2 separate regions of the Homo sapiens genome follow, and region 2 is linked to region 1. Evidence: read pairs that join two places in POLR2A ChIA-PET (ENCODE). Cell type or tissue: CD4-positive, alpha-beta T cell. All regions are shown on one strand. Links, peaks and the distances in the headings refer to the core of each region. The heading gives the core; the rest is flanking DNA. Region 1 overlaps LBR (lamin B receptor). Region 2 overlaps TMEM63A (transmembrane protein 63A).

Region 1 (4,385 bases), core at 285-4,284:
AAAGTATTTTGATAGATTTATGGAAAGCCATAATTATCCCTAAAAATATACCACCCACTGCTTATTTTTGAATGGTCTACATTTCTTTCTAGCAGTTAATTAGACCTATTGAATTGAAATTTAGAAGAAAAAAAACCAGACATACCCATCCAATCAATCCGGGGCGCAATTCACAAAAGTATTTGAGATCAAAAGTACCAATTCGAGGGTTTAATTCACGGCCAATGAAGAAATCATAGACAGCATTTCCTGAGAAAGGAAAAGTGTTTACCCAAACAGCATTCCAAACCCAGTCAGGAGGCTTTACAACGGCACTGCCGCCCACTATCCAGGCTCACAATTCCACTGCCTGCAAGACCCTGAGCAGGGCTCTGGTGGTGAGAGGCAGACAGGACGGCACAGACGAGCGGAACCAGGAGATGCCTGCCCGACTGAAAAGGCAGTTGCTCCAGCCTTTGGGGGAGCCGGGGGCCCAGGTTTCTTAAAAAAGTTAACCAAAATCATGGGGGCCCCCCCAAAGGACTTTACACTCCATTTTTTTTAGATAGGCGACATTTTTTTATATTGAAATACTTCAGGTCAGCATCAACCAATTTGTAACCTCTCGTTTCTCTTGTTTTTTGTTTGTTTTGTTTTGAGATGGAGCCTCGCTCTGTGGCCCAGGCTACAGTGCAGTGGCACAGTCTCGGCTCACTGCAACCTCCGCCTCCCACGCTCAAGCGATTCTCTTGCCTCAGCCTCCCGAGTAGATGGGATTATAGGTGTGCACCACCACGCCCAGCTGATTTTTGTATTTTTAGTAGAGATGGGGTTTCACCATATTGGCCAGGCTGGTCTCAAACTCCTGACCTCAGGTGATCCACCCGCCTTGGCCTCCCGAAGTGCTGGGATTACAGGCATGAGCCACCTCACCCGGCCAGTAACCTCTGTTGTTTTTTGTTTTTTAAAGAGTGTTTACTATTTTGGACAAAGAAATAATATTTGTCATAAGTCAAAATGCCTGTAAGTTTACTAAACGTCTTACTGTCATCAAGCAACTGCAAAAAAAAGAAATGAGTAAGAAAGTATGAAGGTAAAACAAAAATATTTTCTTCCTTTAAATTCATATCTCTTTAACGTTTTTCTTCATCTTTTCATTTTTTCTTACTTCTCTTCATTTCCCAAAAATGAAGTTAGAAAAAAAGCAATCTATTCAAATCTGGAAATGGCTGCTGGAGGGCTCTGGGACGCATTCATCCAACATGCAATTCATCACTGCTCACCAGAGCTGGCAGGCGACAGGTCATTCCGGGGCGCTTTCAAAGAGCGCATGTAGAGATACACACTCAAGACCACACAAAAAACAGTGGCCGCAAGTGCAAACTGAAGAAAATGACTGTACACGTAATGAAACTCTACGCCCTGGAAGAGAGATGTTCCGATGACTGCAGATGTCAGGATAAAAGCATAGAATCCTTTAAAAAAAAAAAAAAAAGGAAGTGGAAAATTAATATTAACCCAAGGCTCACATGAAACTTACGCCACTATGAAACAATGCAATGTTCATTTTTAAAGTCTTAATTTCATTATTCAGACTAAATACACACAAATATGCAAATAAGCAATGTCTGAGGTATAATTTTCAATATACATACCATTATCTCTTGTAGAACTTTCCAAATAGTTTAACATATTGATTCTTTTTCAGTTCAAATGGTCATTATTTGCTTTTAATTAAGGGAAAACAGACAAGAAGTGCAACCTGAAAATTCCCACAATCCAAACTCTCAGGCACAAAGTCAAATGGCTAATTATTAACAGAGCTGGGCCAAACACATATTTTAAAGTCTAATGCCATTACCTAAGGGGAGGGTATTATGCACCTACCAGGGGTCAGGCACCGAGCCAGGTTGGTAGTTACAAAATTATAAATATTTATACTTAACCAAGTTGCCAATAATGGTTTCAAAAGATTCTAGTAAAACTCTATCATCCAGAACAGAGATCTTAACATGCCACCCGCAGAAAAGATGCCACAACACAAATGCCCGAGGCTAGGCAGGGGACTGCGAGTACCTGGGGGGTAGGGACAGCAGGCGGGGACATTCACGTGCAATGCCAAGTTAAAAAGCACCCGCCCTGTGACGCTCCACAGAACTCTCGTTCCGGGCTAGTCCTGCAGCCACACAGAAAGGCTCACTGGAAGATCCAATTTTTTTCTTTTGGCTAAAGAAATAGTTTTGCTTTCAAAGGAGCTGAGTGCCTCAAAGAGCTGTGATCCTAAAAAGTCATCAAATCCATTTGGATAAACGGTCAAAAGCAAAAAAGAGGTAGCTGTTATTTATATGAGAATTCTAAAACCAAACCTTTTGTAAAGTAAAATAGTTGTCTCAAATTATCTGAATCCACATTTTCCACAAATACTCCAAACAATAACTTCTAAATTCTGACTTTTGAAAATATTCATTTACCTTTCATAAAATGTAATTTTAAAAAAGAATGGTTAGATAAAGCAGTCTTTTGCTCTCTAGCCTATGTGGATTAAAAATAATCATCCAAAATGTCTTAGGAACCTCCTTAGTTAATAATCGTAAAATCTCGAAAAGAAATCTCAATACTTGAACCAGAGTAATTAGATGAGGAAATTTTTAAAAAGGATCAAGCAACTTGGCCAGCCACTCCCCCACTGGCTCCAAGAGCTCCATGTCCAAGTGCTGTGCTCAGTCTCTGAATGTACCACACCCCTCAGAGGGAAGTGAAAATATAACACAAGACTACTTAGAAAAGAATTGGTACCTACAGAGAAACACACAAAACACTGAAATCAAAGGACCTGGCGGCAAAGTCAACAACCCACCTCACCCCAGACTCACCTTCCCTGGTGTGGTAAGTGAACCACCAGAGGGAGGGAGGGTGCCAAAGGTTCTAAAACTTGCTCCATCAGCAAAGAATTTGGTAAAAGCAACAAAAAGTCTAACAATACCAATGATAAGTATTAAGCACCCACCAGGGGTCAGACTCTGGAGCTGGGGGAGACGTTTTATCACATGACTGGCACTAAAAGGCAGAAGGTGTCTAAACTATCTTTGGCTTCCCCTTTAGAACCCAGTGGAGTGACTGCAGACAGAGTAGATGCTGCGTAAGTCTCTAAACAAAGTATCCAAAGTTAAAAAATGAAGAATTGAAAGGATAAAAAGTTCAACCATTACAATACATAATGTAATTCTCAAGAAAAGGAAAACACTCTACTCCGTCTTGTCAAATGGAAAATCATTCAAGGATGACTACAAAATAGATCTGTACTTTGCCAAAGTCTTCAAATGACAAAGCTGGACTGAAGCACTCAGCACATGCTCTTACAGTGCGAGATGCCGGACCCACAGGGAGCAAGGTCTATCCATTTATTGAGCTGCCCAGCAAGCTCACAACTCATCCATCCAGCACTCACATATGAATGAGCACCCACTACATGCCCATCTTCCTAGCACCAAGAGTGTCACAATGAACATAGCCAAGTCCTAGCCCATGAAGCCACATTCTAGTGGAGAGACCCTAATGAAGAGACAAATACACTGATGTGTGGAGGCACAAATGTCAGACAGAAAAACAAAACAGAGCAGGGGAGAGAAAGGGACCTGAAGGCTTCTCTCAGCAGAAGACAGATGGAGGTGAAGATGCAGGTGTCAGACGTTTGGGGGTAAGTTCTCCAGGCAAAGGCCCAGGAAGTGTGTGTGACGAATATTCAAGGGACAACCCAGAGGACATGAGCAAGGACAAGAGCAGCTCACGCAGCAGGAGTGGCCTGGATGCCCACATCCGTGTAACACCTCAGGTGATAAAATCCTAGACAAGTGCAATGATTTCTAACAGTGATGAGCACTATTAAGAAAATAAAACTGGAGAGTGGACAAGAGTGACTAAGAGGCTATGTTACTTTAATGGCATAATTTATACAAGTTGGCTACAGGTATAAACAGTTGCTCTTCCAACTACTAAGAAATAATTTATCACTTACTACTCTGGTCTAATCAGCTTTAACAAAGAGTTTAACACTTAGAAGTTTAAGCTATCAAATCATCAATTTGAGTCTTAAAAAAAGAAAATCACCATTTAATCTATACTTGAGTCTTCTTCCATCAATAAGAGGCGTTCCTTCTACAACCTTAAAAGAAAAAAAATTTACAAATTTACTAAGCACATCACCATCATATATACATATATACACACACACATATATATATTCTAGTATCACTTAATTTTCAACACGCCCAAGAAGGAAGATATCTTGTAACATGGAAATTTAGTAATATGTTTCAAAAACCCTAGTGGCAAGCCCTTTAATGACGCAATTCCACCTTCAGGAATTTATCTTAAATACAAATTCAGTAATGACTTCCTAGTGTAGG
Region 2 (4,385 bases), core at 198-4,197, 460 kb after region 1:
TGCCTCTCTTCCCTCCCTAGACAGGGTCCCTCTCTTTGAGGTTCAGGGAGGTAGAGAAATACATCTTAGTAAGCACATCCCTGCCTGCTCTGATCAGAAACGGGGGTTTTGAAGGTAGGCTTTGTTTTCCTAAAGGAAATCCAGAAGACCTGAACCCCAGAGGCACTGAGTTCTCGTGGAATTTTCTTCAGGTGAATCAGGAAGTTGGTGACATATTTTCAAAGGCAGGTGAGTCATGTTGTAGGAAAACCACGAAACCTGCTCAGCAGGTGCCTGCCCTCTCTGTCCACAGCGGCTGCCGCCCTGGCCTGTGCAGTGCAGACACTTCCCACAAACCCATGCTCTCCAGGGCCCTCTGGCTCTTATGTGTCCCCCCTCCCCCACCCCCAAAACTTACTGCAATAAAAATCCACCCCTGGCCGGGCACCATGGCTCACTCCTGTAATCCCAGCACTTTGGGAGGCCAAGGCTGGTGAATCGCTTGAGCTCAGGAGTTTGAGACCAGCCTAGGCAACATGGTGTGAAATCCCATCTCTACCAAAAATACAAAAATAACCCAGACACGGTGGCATGTGCTTGTAGTCCCAGCTATGCAGGAGGCTGAGGTGGGAGGATTGCTTGAGCCCAGGAGGAGGAAGTCGCAGTGAATTGTGATTATGCCACTGTACTTCAGCCTGGGTGACAGTGAGACCTTGTCTCAAAAAAAAAAAAAAAAAAAAAAAAAAAAAAAAAAAAAATTCACCTTCAGCAGCACAATAGAGGGTGACTCTCTTCTCAGCCAACACTGTTGCAACAATACCCACCCAGCCCAGCTAGGGTCCCTGCCCAGGTCCCCCTCTCTGTACTCCTCACCTTGGCCAAACTCTCCCCACCCTGAAGACCCAAGGCCACCCTCCTCTAATCCCACCAATTCTGAAATCCACCCCCACACCCCTGCCCACTCCTCCTTGCTACCCTAAGCCACCCTCCCCATGTTCCCCACCCGAGCCTAGTCTCCAGCTCCAAGCAGTCCAAGGATGTTTACTCCATCAGAGCCATCTGCCCCCTTCACTCAGATGGTCTCTGCCACATGTTAGGAGACAGTATCAAGAGGCACTGGCCAGCCCATGGCATTTGTGAAAAGAAGGGGCACTTTAACCCCAATAAATCTCAGCCAGCCAACGTTGAGTCTGCATAAGGAAGAACAATGCCATGGGGCATCTTTGTGAACAAGGAGATCTACGTTAAAGAAAGGCCACCTGCTGAAGGTACGCTCTAAGAATCAGCTTCTAATTCTTTTTTTTGTTTTTTTGGTTTTTTTTGAGACAGCGTCTCGCTCTTGTTGCACAGGCTGGAGTGCAGTGGCGTGATCTCGGCTCATTGCAACTCTGCCTCCCAGGTTCAAGCAATTCTCCTGCCTCGGCCTCCAGAGTAGCCGGGATTACAGGCGCCGACCACCACACCCGGCTAATTTTTTGTATTTTTAGTAGAGACAGGGTTTCACCATGTTAGCCAGGCTGGTCTCGAACTCCTGACCTCAGGCAATCTACTCGCCTCAGCCTCCCAAAGTGCTGAGATTACAGGCATGAGCCACCGTACCTGGCCCAGCTTCTGATTCTTTAAAAACCCCAGGGATGCCAGAGGGGAACAGGAGGTGACACTTGGGAACTGCAGCTGCTCTATTCTAGTCCGTACTCTCCAGTCACATGTCTCAACCCCTTGAGATGACCCTTCCCAAGGGCCTTAAAGATACGACAGGCTGAGAGCTCTGCAATCACGGTAGTAATCACAGGCATAGCTATATGAGTATTCTGGCCTTATCCAAATTCCAAAATTCTCTGAGATAGGAATTATGATCTCCATTTCCGGAGCAGAAAGGGGAGGTGCACAGAAGCTAAGTAACACGCCTAAGTCACAGAGCTGGTAAGCAGCAGAGTTGAGATTTAAACCCAGCTATGTCTGACTTCTCATCTAAGTTTCCCAGAAGGCCCTGGGTGGGGCATTTAAACAAATAACTGAGGCAGTGGGACACGACTCATGAGGGCTCTCACCAGGAAGCAGCTGACGTCTATGAGCAGGACAGTGGGGATGCCACCAAAGGTGACCCCCTGGAGCACGGTGCTGTTTTTGGCCGAGTTGTAGCAATAGGAGTCGTTGGGCCGGTCCCCGAGTCCCAGCTGCTCCCTGATGGACACTGCCTTGGACTGCCACAGCTCCAGGAACGGGGAGTCCATCATCGCGCCTGTCTTCCCTGGAGCACAGGACAACAGGACAAGGCAGACGTTCAGGGCTCAAATTTCTTGCAGGTTCCCACCAGTGCTGGCAGAGCCAAAGGCAGGCGTTTCCCAGGGACTGATCGGGCAGTGAGCCAGCAGCAAGGAGTCCGGGAGAGCCAGACATTGGACCTCTGCGTGCCTGGCAGTGTCCACAGAGAATGGCTGCATTGTGGGACAATCTCAGGGGATCAGATGGTCAGAGTGGATGGCTCATCCAGGACACAGTGGGCAGATCCCCAGAGGGGGCGACATGGAGCAAAGGAGGGACAGAGTTGCTGCAGCTGCTGTCTTAAGAAGTCCTAAAGTTCCTCTAGCCTCGAGGACTCGTGTTGGGAAAGTCACTCCTGCAGAAGCCACTGGCGGATCTAGAGTACAGGCAGAGGAGAGGGAGAAAGGCACACAAAGGCAGGAAGAGGAAAACACCGGGATAAACAACCAGGGAAGAAGGGAACATCCAAGTATTCACGATGGTCCATCCACGAGCCACAGACAACACCTCACTCCCACTGCTCACAGAATGTCAGAGCTGGGACCTCAGAGATGGGTCCATCTGCTATACTTGGAAACCAAGCCTCAGAGGTTTAATAACTTGCCCCAAAGTTAAGGTTAAGGAGCTGGTCAGGGCAGAATTGAATCCCAAACCCAATATCCTGACTCTCAGATGCCACTTCTCTTTTTACTTTGCCACAGAGGAGAAAGTAAAGGGGGTGGTCTAGGGTAGGGACGGGGAGGGAGTCAGGAGTCCCAGGGCCTCCTCAGGGACCTCTGGGTCCCCTAGCTCTGCGCTTTCACACACACATACCCCTCCTGGGTACCATCAGTCTAACTGCAAGGCCCAGCATTTCCAAAGCAAACACTGCTCCAGGCTGGGTTGTTGACCTTTCCTTCCTGAGGCTCCTGGCGCCCCTGGTGAAGCTAATAGAAATCTCCAGTGTCTGTCCCCTGACACCAGAGGACCGGGAGTTAGTGTCCAAGTTCTCATGCTGTGGCTGAAGGGCCAGAACACATATTCAGCCTGGACTTGCTTAAGATCCTACCTGCCCAAATCTGGTAAATCTAGAATTCCCAGGGGATTTTTCTGCTAAGTCTGGTGCTTCTAGCTGTTACAGGGACAAAGATCTTGAGAACAAGAAGAAAAGATATAGAGAACCCAAACAGATGTTTGGATACCAGTAGTGCTGGTGAGGTGTGTATGTTGGGTAACCCCTAGGCCTAGAGTGCTGGGGACAATCACACATGGACACCTACCTACCTACCTACCTACCTACACACACACACACACACACACACACACACACACACACGAAGCACAGGAAGCATGAATGAGTGGAAAGCCCAAGAACATGGGAGCATCCCACAGACAGCCAAGTGACTTTCTCAACCTTCTAAGAGACTTGGCAATGGCTGGAGGTAGTGGGGGTTGTGATGCCAGAGTCATGGGGCTGCTGACTCTGAACAGAGTGTCACAAGAGTGACCTCTGGAACACAGATGTTCTTGGCTTCCCTTTAAAATCCCCCAGTGGCACCACCCAATGGAACACACCAGCCCAACACTTCAAGGCCACCACCTACCCCTCCTCCTTCCTGTCCCCACACTTACCAGACACTAGGGGAAGGAAGGACTGTGGATGGGCCCGTTGGAGAGGTCCTCAGTTGGAGCTGTCTCTGGCAAAGGCAAAAGCAGCCCCAGCCACCTCCCAAGCTGCCAAGGGCCAGGCGTCGGGCCTAACACTCATGTCCTGCAGGGCTTTCCTGACCAGCGAGTCCTGGGGTACCAAACTGTAGACTTTCCTGAAGGATCACAGACACCAAGCATCACATGGGAGCCACCCTTTTCCAGTGTAGGGGTCTGGATGGAAACCCTCCAGCACACACCTGTGTATGCATGCTGCCCATATGGACCTTTAGGTTCTGCCCAGTGGGCTCCCTCCTGCCTTGATCTCTCCCCAAACTCCCAGAACTGGTTCTCCATCCATCAGTGCTCCTCTGTGCGACCCTACTCCTCCTTCCTCGGCCAGCACCACCTGTGGCCCCAGCCTCTCTCCTCTTTGCCAATGGCTCAGGGACCTGCTGGGTCTAGGGGAGCAGCCCTCTCCCACAGAAACCCTGGAGGTTGTGGGCTCACGGTAG

The links. ChIA-PET counts read pairs that join two places held together with the same protein. Peaks named below come from ENCODE experiments on the same cell type or tissue, not always from the same donor. Only the 100,000 strongest peaks of a DNase experiment are listed, where the experiment ranks them.
Region 2: POLR2A ChIA-PET joins it to region 1 with 6 read pairs; 10 of 35 experiments call an interaction of 5 or more read pairs at or near these places.

What each region holds. Positions count from the first base shown.
Region 1 is chr1:225,411,192-225,415,576 of GRCh38, forward strand. It overlaps LBR (lamin B receptor), which reads right to left. Exons shown (of 14, transcript NM_002296.4): 7 at 4,087-4,141; 8 at 1,263-1,454; 9 at 146-249. Among named protein-coding and RNA genes, the nearest start is that of LBR, 15 kb to the right of the region's middle. RefSeq lists an enhancer at 3,260-3,429. In CD4-positive, alpha-beta T cell, for the core only: no CTCF peak of the experiment used is centred there; no DNase peak of the experiment used is centred there.
Region 2 is chr1:225,875,365-225,879,749 of GRCh38, forward strand. TMEM63A (transmembrane protein 63A) reads right to left here. Exons shown (of 25, transcript NM_014698.3): 2 at 3,856-4,046; 3 at 2,031-2,230. The coding sequence starts at 2,216. Among named protein-coding and RNA genes, the nearest start is that of TMEM63A, 4.8 kb to the right of the region's middle. In CD4-positive, alpha-beta T cell, for the core only: no CTCF peak of the experiment used is centred there; DNase peaks (open chromatin) are centred at 282, 2,497 and 3,787; H3K4me3 peaks cover 634 bases; H3K27ac peaks cover 1,851 bases.